Linked DNA regions of Homo sapiens: region 1 is linked to region 2. A link is a contact called in ENCODE Hi-C or POLR2A ChIA-PET data. All regions are on one chromosome and are shown on one strand. The core of a region is the stretch at or near the end of the contact, and the rest is flanking DNA. Distances in the headings are between cores, read along the strand shown.

Region 1 (6,712 bases), core at 2,711-5,210, 290 kb after region 2:
CTATTATTTTAAGACATTTTGCCAACTGTCAGGAATAGAGAAGACATAGTGTCCCTGCCCTCAGAGATCTTCCAATTTAGTGGAGATACAGTTAAATAACAGATACAGCAACACTGTGATAACTCAAGCAAAGGGGCTGAGTACCAGGTGCACAGGGAACACAAAGGGTCTCCTAATCCAATTAAGATCCAGTCAGGATCCATTGTTCCTAGCACAGGAGAAGGGCAGATACAAAAGACGATGTGAGCAGAAGAGTGGGGCAAAGTCCTGAGTGTGGGGCTTTGGGGCCTGCAGGGCACTGCACCTTACAGTCCTCCTGGGGGAATAATCTAAGTACAGAGATGAAGATGACTCAGAACAAGGCAAGCTCTCCAATCAGTGTCCTGGGGAGTGTGGTTAACTAGGAGGGCAGGAAAGATAAAGATTCCCAAAGAAGACATGGGGGATGGCTGGTGGAAAACAGAGTCTGACCCAGTAACAGAAGAATGGACACATGGGATGGAAGGCATTCCTGCCATGGCACTGACATGAATTAAGCTGTAAAAGAAGAGAGAATAGCATAAGAACTTGCTCCAGGCAAGTAAGAGCAGAAGAACCATACTGAACAGCAAGAGGAAAGTGGTTGAGGGGCTGATTGGCTTCAGAATTAGGTAACTCTTATGTCAGCAGAATAACCAAGACACACAAATGCACCTCCTGAAGAATCTGATAAATATGCTTACCGTGGCAATGGTGCCCTCGCAAGAGTACTAAACTGGTAGTCAAGAGACCTACTGCTGATTTGCCGCCAGTCTATCCTCCTGTCAGATGAGCTGGGTGAACGTGTGCAGTGTCCATACATGAGTTGGGAAATAAATTTAGCAATTCACAACCATCTTTTTTTTTCTTTTTTATAAAAGTGAAATAGGCCAGGCGCGGTGGCTCACGCCTGTAATCCCAGCACTTTGGGAGTCCCAGGTGGGCGGATTATGAGGTCAGGAGGTCGAGACCATCCTGGCTAACACGGTGAAACCCCGTCTCTACTAAAAATACAAAAAATTAGCCGGACGCGGTGGCGGGCGCCTGTAGTCCCAGCTACTCGGGAGGCTGAGGTAGGAGAATGGCGTGAACCCGGGAGGTGGAGCTTACAGTGAGCCAAGATGGCGCCACTGCACTCCAGCCTGGGCGACAGAGCAAGACTCCGTCTCAAAAAAAAAAAAAAAAAAAAAGTGAAATAAAACAACATATTCTGCTATGTGTGCTGCCCATAGAAAAATTACTGTTTTGTGAAGCATTGGCTTCAGGTATGTGGATACAGACGTGTATGTGTGCTTGATCAAAACGTAAAATGTGTTTCTTACTGTGAGGTTACAGTCAAAACAGTTTGAAAAGCACAAGACATGAGGATCTATAAGGTTCCTTCAAATTCTAAGCTTCGCATGCAGCCTTCAAATTCTAACCTTTTTTACAGGTGAATAAATTAACTTAGATATGAGTTCTGGTATAACATTAAATAAATCATGGGCAATCTTTAGACATACCATCAGATAATTCAAAGTTATCCGAAACAATTACCCTTAATTCAACTGATACACTATCAGATAATTCAACATTATCCAAAACAACGCCCCTTAATTCAACTAAATATGACCAAAAAAAAAAAAGTTTCCAGGAAATAACTACACTCCACGTAAGCTGTAACACAGACACACCTGTATATTTGGGGCAAAGGGTGAGCCATGTGAAAGGCTTTCATTGTAATGTGGACATGCACACACAGAAGCAATGTTCTATGGAAACTCTTCAATTAAAAAATCTACTCAAGGTAGGATTTTCATGTTTCAAATTTTAAAGATCTAATGCCAACCTTATTTTTAATACCTTTGCCAACAGCAAATTCTAGCAAGCTATAGACTGTGTGTGACACATACTTTTGAAACCCTTTACTGGAACAGGTGGCTTTTAACTACTTACAGACTCTGACCCAATGCATCTGCATATGATACATTCTCATCTGCCTAAGCCACTTTCGAAAAGCTATAATCCCAATGAGGGCATCCCCTTCAGGACTTCAGGAGGGCATAAACATGCAACATAGAGCAAATATTAAGTACTTCCCTGTTGGACAAGCCATTTTCCCAGACAGGCAAGGAGTCACTTAGGAACATATGCGTGAGTACGAATGAAAAAAAAAAATCATTAACGTTGGTGATGTGCATAAGCAAACAGGTTTTAGATAAAAACTATAGAAGGGTCCATGGCGACAATAATGCCCGGTGTACTTCCTCTGGGGACTCTTTCATCTGAAGAAATCAAATCTCATCATAGACATGGCCTCAGGTTATTTTCACCATCACTGCTATGAGGCAGGTCGGAAAGGTCACAGATACCCAAACTGGAGCACAAACAGGTAACCTGACCTGCACATGTATAAGACTTTTGTCTAATAGTGAATAAAAGTCAGGTTTTTGGTTTGCTTGTTATAAAACAACCAGGTCTAACCCCTAAACCATGCCCCCAGTTTGTGCCTGGCTCACAGATGGCCCACCCTAAACACTTTTCAGTCCTTCTGTGAATGCTAATTTAAGGTCAGAGATTTCCCAGCCCCTGCAAGTTTCAAACTTATCCTGGACTGTTATGGAGGCCGTGTGGAAGGTGCCAGGCCCACAGCTACCAGCTAACTTCCTGCCCCACAGTGCCACTACTTTGCCCCACCAGGAGGCAAACTCCCCGCTCCACCTGACGCTCCAGCTGTTTCCAAGGTTGCCCAGACATTGTCCTGCCCGCACTTTACAACCAGAAAGTCTTTTAGAGGCCATCCTGTCTCGCCCACTGACTTTACAGGGAAGGAAACTGAGTCTAGAAACCCATGTGCCTTGCCCAAGGTCACTTCAGCTCGTACAAACGAAACTCGAACCAAGTTGTTTCTTTCTGCCCGGTACTTAAGCACCCACACTCTGCCACTCGCGGTGACCGGAGCCACAAAAGACCCAGCCGGTGGGCCGGCGACACACAGGCGAGCCAAAGCAGGCAAAATTCTCTGAGTCCGAGCTCTCCAGGAACCTGAAGGCTGGCGCGGTTTTTGGAGAGGGTGGGAGCAAGCCAGGGTGGGACAAGAAAAGCGAATTTACGGCGGCCAAGGGGCTCTCCGCTGGCCCTCAGCCCCGGAGGAGGGGCCCCTCTCCTGGCAGGCCGCCCCAGGGGCCCCAAGAGACCCCCACCCCGCCTCCCCACAGCTGGAAGTCAGGCCTGGCGACCCCGGCAGGCTCACCGGGTGCGCAGCGCCTGCCACGCGGCGTCGATGTCGGCGTAGAGGTTCTTCTCGGAGGGCTTGCCCGAGCTGACGCCGTATCCCGAGTAGTCGTAGGAGAAGATGTTGCAGTTGATGCGGGAGCCGAGGCCAATGTAGAAGCTGCACATCTGGCCCAGGTCCACGGCGTTGCCGTGCGAGAAGAGCAGCGTGTAGCGGCTGGAGGGCGCGCAGCGCACGAACATGCAGCCGAGCCGGTTGTCCCGGGCCGTGCGCGAGAAGAAGACCTCGACGGCGTCCAGCTCGCGCTGCGAGTACTGCCAGTCGGCGCGCTCGCTGAGGTGCAGGCTGCACGCACCGGGCCCCGCGCCCGCGCCCTCCTCGGGCTGCTGCGGTGCCGGCTGGGCCGCGGCGGCGGCGGCGGTAGCCTGGGCCGGGGCCGGGGCGGACGCGCCGGCGCCGCGCTGCTCCGGCGCCAGCACCGTGTAGGTGGGCTCGGGCGGCAGGAAGGCCAGCTTGGCGGCGATGCGGCTCGGGCAGGGCGGGCAGCAGAAGAGCCAGCACAGCTCACCCAGCGAGAAGCCGTTCATCCTGGGGCCTGGCTCGGGCATCGGGACGGCCTGGTGCCCGCCGCCGGCCCGGCTGGCTGGCTGGCTGGCTGGCCCGGGAGGACGGAGGACGGACGCGCGGCGAGGGAGCTGGCAGGCGAGCGCGGAGGGCGGCTGCAGCCCGCCCGCCCGGCGGCAGGAGGAGGCGGAGGCGGAGGAGGGCAGGAGGCGGGGCCGGCCCGGCGGGCGCGGCGCTCGGAGCCCGGGCGGGTCAGCGGCGGCCCCGGAACCCAGGCGAGGCGCGGGCGGCCCGGGCCCGCGCGCGGCACACAAAGCCGGCGGCGGCGTCCATGGCCGGCTCGTGCGCGCCGCCCCCCGCTCCCGTTCCCGCTCCCGCACGCCCGCCGCCGCCGCCGCCGCCGCCGCCACTTCCGGGTTACCGCGCGGCGGCGCCGCCGCTGGGACGCGGCGCAGAGCCGGGCATCGGGGCGGGGCGCTGCGGGCAAGGGCGCGGGCACCTTCCCCGGCCTGGGAAGCACCTTCTCGACCTGCGGCCGACGGGGGCTTCCAGGCGGCTCCGGGGCCCGGAGAAGCTGGGTGCCGGGGCTGGGGGCTCTGCGCCCGGACAGCTGGGCCGATCTGCAGAGGGGACCCTGGAGGGGGTGCATGTGTCCCGGGGTGGACCGCTCCCCTCCCCTCCCCCTGGGATTCCCTCCCCCAAATCCAGGTTTCTCCCGTGGATGGAGGTTCTTGGGAGTCTACTGAAAAGGAAACTAAGGGGTGGACAAGAGTTGGAATGTGCCCGAAATATTTGGCTCTCGTGTGTGCTGCTTTCTGAACTGGCTCAGTACCAAAAGTTCTCAGCACCGTAAGGGGTACCGGGGTTGTGGGATAGGGTGGTCATCAGTGTGTTTCTTATTAGGAGAGGCTGTTTCTGTATAGGTAGCAACAGCGTTTCCTTTCTAAGGGCATGGTTTTACCCTTAGTACATTTCTGTATCTATAAAAGTCAGCTGTTAGAACAGGAGGGTACTGTATTTAGCAACAAACCATGTTGAGGTTGTCATTTCTAATCCCACGTGTGGCAGATTTTCCGGTAGTAAGTATATACTAGGTATCGTTTACAGTGTTTGTGTCTCTAGAGTTGTTTTGGGTCCAGGATTTTTCAGTGGTCTTAGTCATGAACGATTCTTATACTGCTTTAAATCTACTGTAATCTTGGCAGCCACCTTTACATGATTTTTCAAATATAACTCTCGGTGCCTTGAAACTGTGCTCTGGTGCCAGTTTCCACAGAGCCTTCTATACTTCCTTTTTCCCGCCTGATTTGGCAGCTGAAGAATTCCCTTTCAGGAACTGACAGGAGATACCCTTCCTGGACTGCCAGCAGGGCAGCTAGAGACTGGGAGGTTGGCACAATCCCTACGCTGGGTCTGTTGTTTTAACTCACAGATGTCCTGAGAATTTTACCTTTCGTTGTGACTTTCCACAGGACGAATATTTTGAGCACCGTCATCTAAATGAATTGCCGATACTGATTTCATTAACCTTCAGGACCTCGCTTTTAATTTTTTCTTTTTTAAGAGACAGGGTCTTACTGTATTGTCCAGGCTGGACTCCCAACTCCTGGGCTCAAATGACCCTCCGGCCTGCCTCCCAAGTAGCTAGGACTACCGGCACATGCCACCTTGCCCAGCTAGGACCTGGGTTTTAAAAGGCCATTTCTTCACTAAAACAATTTTACTTGTTTTTGAACTATTCAAACTTGATTTTTAAAAACCTGGTAACAAAGCCTGTCCAGATTGCATATTTGAAGTCTGTTTTGAAGGTTTTCACACTTGGTGAAACTCTTCACATAAAGCCCAATTCTAGCTTTGCAGGTTTGCATTTCCTTTTTTTTTTTTTTTTTTTTAAAAAAAGAATTTTTCTGCGAAAATCCTTTAAAAAGAAAAAAAAGCTTTATACAGCTGGGCACAGTGACTCACGCCTGTAATCCCACCACTTTGGGAGGCTGAGGAGGGTGGATCACTTCAAGTCAGAAGTTCAAGACCAGCCTGGCCAACATAATGAAACTCCGTCTCTACTGAAAATACAAAAATTAGCCGGCCATGGTGGCGTGCACCTACAATCCCGGCTACTCAGGAGGCTGAGGCACGAGAATCACTTGAAGCTAGGAGGCAGAGGTTACGGTGAGCCGAGATCATGCCACTGCACTCCAGCCTGGGTGACAGAGTGAGACTATGTCTCAAAAAAATAAAAAGGCTTTCTAACTTGCTACACATTGGTATACTTTGGTCACTTTATTGTATTCAGCATTTATGTATGTAATGTTTTTTGTGCTCACAGCATCCACTGTGTTAGGTGCTACAGCTACCAAGGTGAGTAAGATAGTCCCTGCTCTCAGATACCTTACAGTCTAATTAGGGCATCAGCAGAAGATTCAAAACAGTTTTTATGTGCCTTTAAAAAAAATCAAGTCCTCATAAAAGCTAAGAAGATGGTCTTGCGTCCTGATTCAGTGGTGATATTTCTATGGGGAGCTAAGGTTATAGTCGAGTGCATTAGTCCCTAATCTAATTCAGAACAAGAATCAAACTTTGGGAACTGAGATGAAAGGGTATCTAACAGCCCCCTAGTCAGTCTTTCTCAGATACCACTCCTCTCACCTGTCCTTTATAAGAATTGAATAGCCCTTAGTTCATGAAAGGGGGGAATGATGAGAGTCTCAAGTACTCGTCTTCTGTGCTGCTGATGGAAAAGACAGTCTTTATATTTCAGATGGCCTGGCAGCAGTGTTAGCATTGTTAGAAAAATCTAAAAGCTAGATACTTGTTTATTTATACCTGGTCTCATTCCACAAGGGATTTGTGGAGTGTGATTCAGTATAATATAAATACATAAGCAAATAAATAAAAGCCTGGCTTTTGTTTTCATTC
Region 2 (6,469 bases), core at 696-3,195:
TGAAGCTGGCAATATGAATTACCAGGGTGACCCCTCCCAGTAGAGCACATGATCAGCCACAGCTGTGCATGTTTTTTAGTATGACTGCACTAGGATAGGGCTCCAAGCCACTGGGTGGAGCAATGTGCTCTGGGGAGAAAGCTCATGACATTTCCCCTATGATTTCACAAAAGAAAAAATCTTTTTCTTATGAGTTGTTTCTGCTCAACGTCAATAGGAAAGGTCATAGCTTAGCGTGTTTACATACAGATGCATGCATGAATATGTAGAATATCAGCCACTCCTACGGTGTGAGAGAATTTAAATTGCACTGGTCCTAAGAGTGAAGGAAAGCAGGCGTAGTTGCCTACTCAACCTCCACTTTATTCTTTTCCCTTTATAACAATCCTAATTTCATTTGAGATGACAATGTATACAGCTAGAAGACAATTTCTCAGCCTCCCTTGGAGAGCTAGGTTCCAGCCAATGAGATGTAAACAGAAATGTATGCAATGTTCAAGTAGGCTGCTTAAAAGAAGTTGACTCCACTTGAAAGGTGTGCTTGGTTTGGCCTGCCTTCTCCCTTCCTCTGGTTGAATGTCATCTTGATGACTGGAGCTCCAGGAGCCATCCTGGAATTTCTGACCTTGAGGGTGGAAGCCACAGGCTAATATGATAGAAGGATGAGGAAGAGGCTGAGTACCAGATGGCTGAGAAGCCACTATACCAGCCCTAGTTTCGAGTTTACACTGCTTCTGTGAAAGAAAAGTCAATCACAATAAAACCTTTTATCTTGTTTAAACCACCTTAAAAAGTCAGTTTTCTTTTATATGCAGCCTACTAATCCTATCCAAACAAGGCTTGAATAAGGTTTACTACAGCTCTTTTTTGTTGTAATAGCAGAAAAATTGGTAATAAATGCCCATCAATAGGAAAATAAACTATTAATTTAACAATACCAAATAAAACTGTGCAGCAGTATAAAGAATGAAGCGTTTTTTGTTGTTGTTTTTGAGATGCGGGTCTTGCTTTATTGCCCAGTCTGGTCTCAAACTCCTAAACTCAAATTATCGTCCTACCTCAGCCTCCCAAAGTGCTGGGATTATAAAGGCTTAAGCCACCGTGCGGCCTTTGGTTTTTTTTGTTTTTTGTTTTTTAAGGTCTTATGTAATTAAACATTTTAAAGACATCAGCTGATGAGCCGTTTAAAACAAGAAGAATCTCAAAGCATCTTTGGCCAAAATCTTTTTAAGAAACAAAAAGTAGCGTGATTCAGCCTTGAAAAGGATTAGTTAGAGCCTACAGTATTAGGTTGAAATCAAAGAAAGGCAAGCTTTTTTTTTTTTGGATGAATAGTAATGATCTTTTTGGAAAAAAAAAACAAATATTGAAAGCTGGTTGAACTGAATCCTCTTTATTGATGAGGAAAGCAGTGGACTCGAACTATTTATGACTTTCTGAAAAAAGTTGCCCTACCTGCCACTCACTTCTTTTTAACTGGCTGTTCTCAAAGGAAATTGCAAGAGACTGAGGATAAACGTCCGACATCCAGAAATGGGCTTTTTTAGAGCCGAGGCAGCCTCCAGAACTTCCAGTTCCAATTTATTTCACAGGCGAGAAACTGAGGTCAACAGGGACGTTGGTTAGTGGTTCCTGGAGGCCCTGAAGGAACTTTTGGACCTGGCTTGTGCGTTCCAGAGAAAAAGGTCGGCCTCTGACGGAAAACGAAAAATGAGCACTCAGGGACCCACCCAGCCGGGACAGAGCGCCTCAGCCGGACCAAGAGGAGGAGCCAGTGGGGCGGGGCCAAAATGGCGGAGGGGCGGGGCTTCCAGAGGCGGGGGTTAGGAAATGGTACGGGGCGGGGCCCGGTAGGCTAGCGAGGGCCGGGAGGCGGGGCCTCGGAAAGGCGGACAGGAAGGCGTGTGCAAGGCGGGGTCCGGCCCGCGCAGGTCGGGTAAGCGCGTCTAGGGCGCTGCGCGGCGCAGCGAAAATGGCGGCTTCCAGGTGGGCGCGCAAGGCCGTGGTCCTGCTTTGTGCCTCTGACCTGCTGCTGCTGCTGCTACTGCTACCACCGCCTGGGTCCTGCGCGGCCGAAGGCTCGCCCGGGACGCCCGACGAGTCTACCCCACCTCCCCGGAAGAAGAAGAAGGATATTCGCGATTACAATGATGCAGACATGGCGCGTCTTCTGGAGCAATGGGAGGTCCGCGGCGCGCGCACACCCTCCCGGCTCTTCTCTGTGCGGGACCCTGTTCCCTATGACCCCTTACCTGTTCTGTCTTGGGACCTTTCTGACCCCCTAACCTCCTCTACTCATGCCTTGAATCCTTACTGACCCACTGAAGCCACTGTTGACCCTCCATTCCTCCTCTGACCCGCGCGCCCTGCTGACCCTCGCTCCAGCCCTCTGTCATTCCAGTGCCCTGTTCCTCCTGCCATTTCTCAAACCACTTCAATCACGGATCTGCCCCTCACTGTTCAGCTTTGCTCTCCCTTCACCCTTCAGTGCCCTGGTTGTCTTTGCGTTGATTCTTGTGGTCAGTGAGCCCTGCAAACAGGGAGAGTGACCTTTCCCAATCTACTAAAGAGCATTTCCTTCTGTTTTGCGGTGAGTGGGTGGGAGAGTGGGTTGCAGTGAAGATGGTCTTCCTTAATGGTTATCTCAGCTGTCTTCTAAATCAGTATAATTTTAGACTTCCTATTTTGGTATATGTCCCTGCTGGGAATTTTGTGCTTTTTGTGGGTGGATTTATTTTACTGAGGGGAGAAGTATCAATGGCTAATGGCTCTGTATCGTGAAACTCACGCTTTTTGTTCAAAGGAGAGTAAGTTTTCTGGTTTGTCACTTGGACGCACCGGAGTGTGCAGTTACAGGGAGTGTGTAATACGCTTTAAGGTAAAGATTACTGGCCAAAACCACATTGCTGCCTTTTCCCCTTCCTAAGGTGATTGTATCGTCCTGGTTGACTTGCATAGCTGTGGAACCTTGGGCAGGTTATGTCTAGTTTCTAGGCCTCGGTTTCTTTATCTGCAACATGAGGAGGTTAGGATGGGTCCTAAGATTCCTTCCAACACTGATGTTTTGTTATTTTGTGATTATCTCTGTGTGTGTTACGGGAGAAGGGAAAGACTTTCAGACAAGAGTTTAAAATACCACCTGATGCATCTGACTAGAAGAATGCAGGCTTGTGTTTTCATGTGGTCATCAACAGCTGATGGAAAGATTGGGATAGATTTGAGTGTAGAGAGAACGTCCCCATTCACCGTCTCCCTTGCAATCTCCTTGTCTCTTTTTGGACTCCAGCAAATAAAGCCTTTTGATCTGCCAGAGTGAGAACATCACCTCATGAGAAATCCTCCCCTTGACCTACTCAGACCCTGAGCTAGACGAAGAGGGTGCTGAAGAGATGAACAAAGATTGCACTGGGAACAGTAGATAACAGGATGGATGAGTGGGGAGAGACTTTGAAGGCCAAGAAAAACACATTATCTCATTTAATCCTTTTACCCCATCCATGAGGGAGGTACTTATCCCTATTTTCTAGATGATGACATTGAGACACAAAGAGGTTAAATAACTTGCTCCACATCGCACAGCAAGCTAGCTGAGTTTCAAATTCTTTCGCGACTTTTAGAGCCAGTTCTTTGAACTGTTTTACCTGTACTGCCACACATGTTGGTGACAGAAGTGCAAATGAAGGATAGTGAGGAAGACGTGGATTAAGCTAGAAACTGCAGGAGCAGAGTAGAAGGGAGAAATGTGAGATTTTTATACTTTTAACAGGACTTGATGGTTGATTTTGTTTTTTAAATTATTTTTTATAGAGACAGGGTCTCCTTATGTTGGCTGGGCTGGTTTTGAACTCTTGGCCTTTGCAGTCCTCCCACCTTGGCTTCCCAAAGTGTTGGGATTACGGGCGTGAGCCACCATGCCTGGGCAATTGATTGATTTTGTGAATAGCAGGGCCACATAATGTAGTAAAAAGACAGGTTGGCTGGGCGCAGTGGCTCACGCCTGTAATCCCAACACTTTGGGAGGCAAAGGCGGGTGCATCACCTGAGGTCAGGAGTTCAAGACCAGCCTGGCCAACATGGTGAAACTCCATCTCTACTAAAAATAAAAAAATTAGTTGGGCATGGTGGCGGGCACCTGTAATCCCAGCTACTTGGGAGGCTGAGGCACAAGAATCGCTTGAACCAGGGAGGTGGAGGTTGCAGTGAGCCAAGATCATGCCACTGCACTCCAGCCTGGGCGACAGGGTGAGACTCTGTCTCAAAAAAAAAAAAAAAGACAGATTTTGAACTCAGCTTTACCCCTCACTAGCTACTTCATCCTAGTTTTACGTATCTGTAAAGCCAGATAACGCCCTACTTTGCAGGGTGCCATGCGGATTAAATGAGTTAATGTTTGTAGACGCTCTACAGACATGAGGACTCTTCCCCAGTAGCAGTGTTTTTTATGTGGGAGAGCGTATCCATCTCTGTGGGTGCTTTTTTTGTAGGAAGCAGTTCTTCTCCTCTTGTGACCATCTCTAAATCCATACCCTCACTCCTTCCCCAGCAGTGTGAGAAACAGTGCTTCAGTGAGAGGCTGTGCCTCAGAGGTGTGGAGAGGTGAGAATTCCTTCCATTGTGTTACAACTAATTCTGAGTCCCAATTGGTGTAGAAAAACCAAAGGTGGTTATTACATTTTACATTATGATAGCCAGGTATAATGGGAAGAGGCAGTTGGAGGGATTTGGAGCCAGAAATGTGGTTTGCACTTCTAGCATGTGAGTAAATTAAGTAAATCATTTATCCTCTCTGAACATCATCTTCCTTGTATATTAAATGGAACCGGGTAGGATTGTTCTGAAGGTTGGAGATAATATATGTAGAGTGCCTGGGACTTAGTAGCTACTTAGTAGATGTCACTTATTATTAATATCAAGAACCATGGGAGGAAGAAGAGGATTTGCAGAAAGGGGAGCTCAGCTTTGTAGCTACTGACTTAGACAAACAGTAATGAAGGAGCTCTAAAGCCAGTTGAAAATGCAAGACTGGCCTGGAGGCAGGGCTAGGACTGGAGTCAGGGGACTGCCTGACTTGTCCCTGGCCCCCCGCTCTGCCTCAGGGTAAAGACTGGATTGTTTTCAGCATAAACACACTGATCATAACAGGTTAGGTTACCCAGACTAAGGGTAGAACTGGATAATTATGTACATCTAGGGTACTATTTTTACACTTCAATTTTAACATATAATAATTATACATATTTATGGGGTACAGAGTTGTATTTCTACACATGTATAAAATGTAATGGTCAATTCAGGGTAATTAGCATATCTGTCTCCTAAACATTAATCATTTCTTTGTGTTGGGAACATTTAAAATTCTCTCCTAGCTGTTTGAAAATATGCAATAAATTATTGTTAACTATAGTCATCCTACAATGCTATAGAGCACTAGAATTTATTCTTCCTATCTAATGTAATTTTGTATCCATTCACCATCCTCTCTCCCTATCTCCCCTCCACTTCCCAGCCTCTAGTAACCACAATTCTAATCTCCACTTATGTGAACACAACTATTTTAGGTCCGCATACGAAGGAGAATGCGCGGTATTTGTCTTTCTGTGTCTGGCTTATTGCACTTAACATAATGTCCTCCAGGCTCATTAGGGTACTATTTTGCAATTTTCTTTTCTGTAACTGAAACACACACACACATATACAATGGAAATTAAAGCTGCTTTTTTTTTTAAGTCTCTTGAAACAATTTTTACCTGTATTATATGCACTAGACTTACGACTATTTAATTATATTTGCATTAACAAAGAAGTGCTGGACTGGGCTTAGTGGCTCATGCCTGTAACCCCAGCACTTTGGAAGACTGAGGCGGGTGAATCCTTCGAGCTCAGGAGTTCGAGACCAGCCTGGGCAACATGGTGAAACCCGTCTTTACCAGAAATACAAAAATAAATTACCCAGGTGTGGTGGCATGCACTTGTGGTCCCAGCTACTCTGGAGGCTGGGATAGGAAGATCACTTGAGCCTGGCAGGCAGAAGTTGCAATGAGCCAAGATTGCACCAGCACCATTGCATTCCAAACTGGGTAATAGAGTAAGACCCCATCTAAAAAAAAAAAAAAAAAAAAAAAAAGCTGCTTGGGACCTACTGAGTTAATTTCATGATTATTAGTGAAATCAATCTGAAAAATACAAATATTCTAGGGTATTGAACCAACTGGAAGTCTTGAAGTGTTTTAAAGAGACTATAACCGATGTTATGGAGAATTAAGATAAAGACAGAAACAACTTGTGAATTTGGCAACTAGGAGGTCCTTTGTGACTTGAGAGTATAATTTCCATGCAGTGATTGTGGTTGGAGGCCAGATCACAGAGGCCTAAAGAGTCAGCAGTGTCATAGCCAACAGATACAGTACTGAGTTCTGCTTGCCTTTAAGTCATTACATCCCCAAACAAACCTTAGGAGGGAGAAGCTGTT

Evidence for each region. Hi-C counts contacts between places; a loop is a spot of excess contacts on that map. ChIA-PET counts read pairs that join two places held with the same protein, here RNA polymerase II (POLR2A). Pooled maps may share reads with other maps.
Region 1: a loop to region 2 is called in a map of B cell, with 4 times the contacts of the local background. The contact joins the promoter of ABHD17C here to the promoter of MESD in region 2. A Hi-C loop is called at or near these places in 15 of 168 maps with a recorded cell type or tissue (B cell, CD4-positive, alpha-beta T cell, CD4-positive, alpha-beta memory T cell and 11 more), 13 of 37 single-sample maps with no recorded cell type and 29 of 50 pooled maps. POLR2A ChIA-PET finds 5 or more read pairs at or near these places in 4 of 52 experiments (GM10248, WTC11, activated CD4-positive, alpha-beta T cell and 1 more).

The regions. Positions count from the first base shown.
Region 1 is chr15:80,692,558-80,699,269 of GRCh38, reverse strand. ABHD17C (abhydrolase domain containing 17C, depalmitoylase) reads right to left here and starts at 3,960. Exons shown (of 3, transcript NM_021214.2): 1 at 3,251-3,960. The coding sequence starts at 3,840. RefSeq lists silencers at 3,137-3,196, 3,617-3,666, 3,757-4,176, 4,197-4,306, 4,327-4,486 and 1 more and an enhancer at 3,357-3,426.
Region 2 is chr15:80,985,295-80,991,763 of GRCh38, reverse strand. It overlaps MESD (mesoderm development LRP chaperone), which reads left to right and starts at 1,945. Exons shown (of 3, transcript NM_015154.3): 1 at 1,945-2,185. The coding sequence starts at 1,973. RefSeq lists a silencer at 1,672-1,951 and enhancers at 1,702-1,996, 1,636-2,249, 1,982-2,261, 2,250-2,864.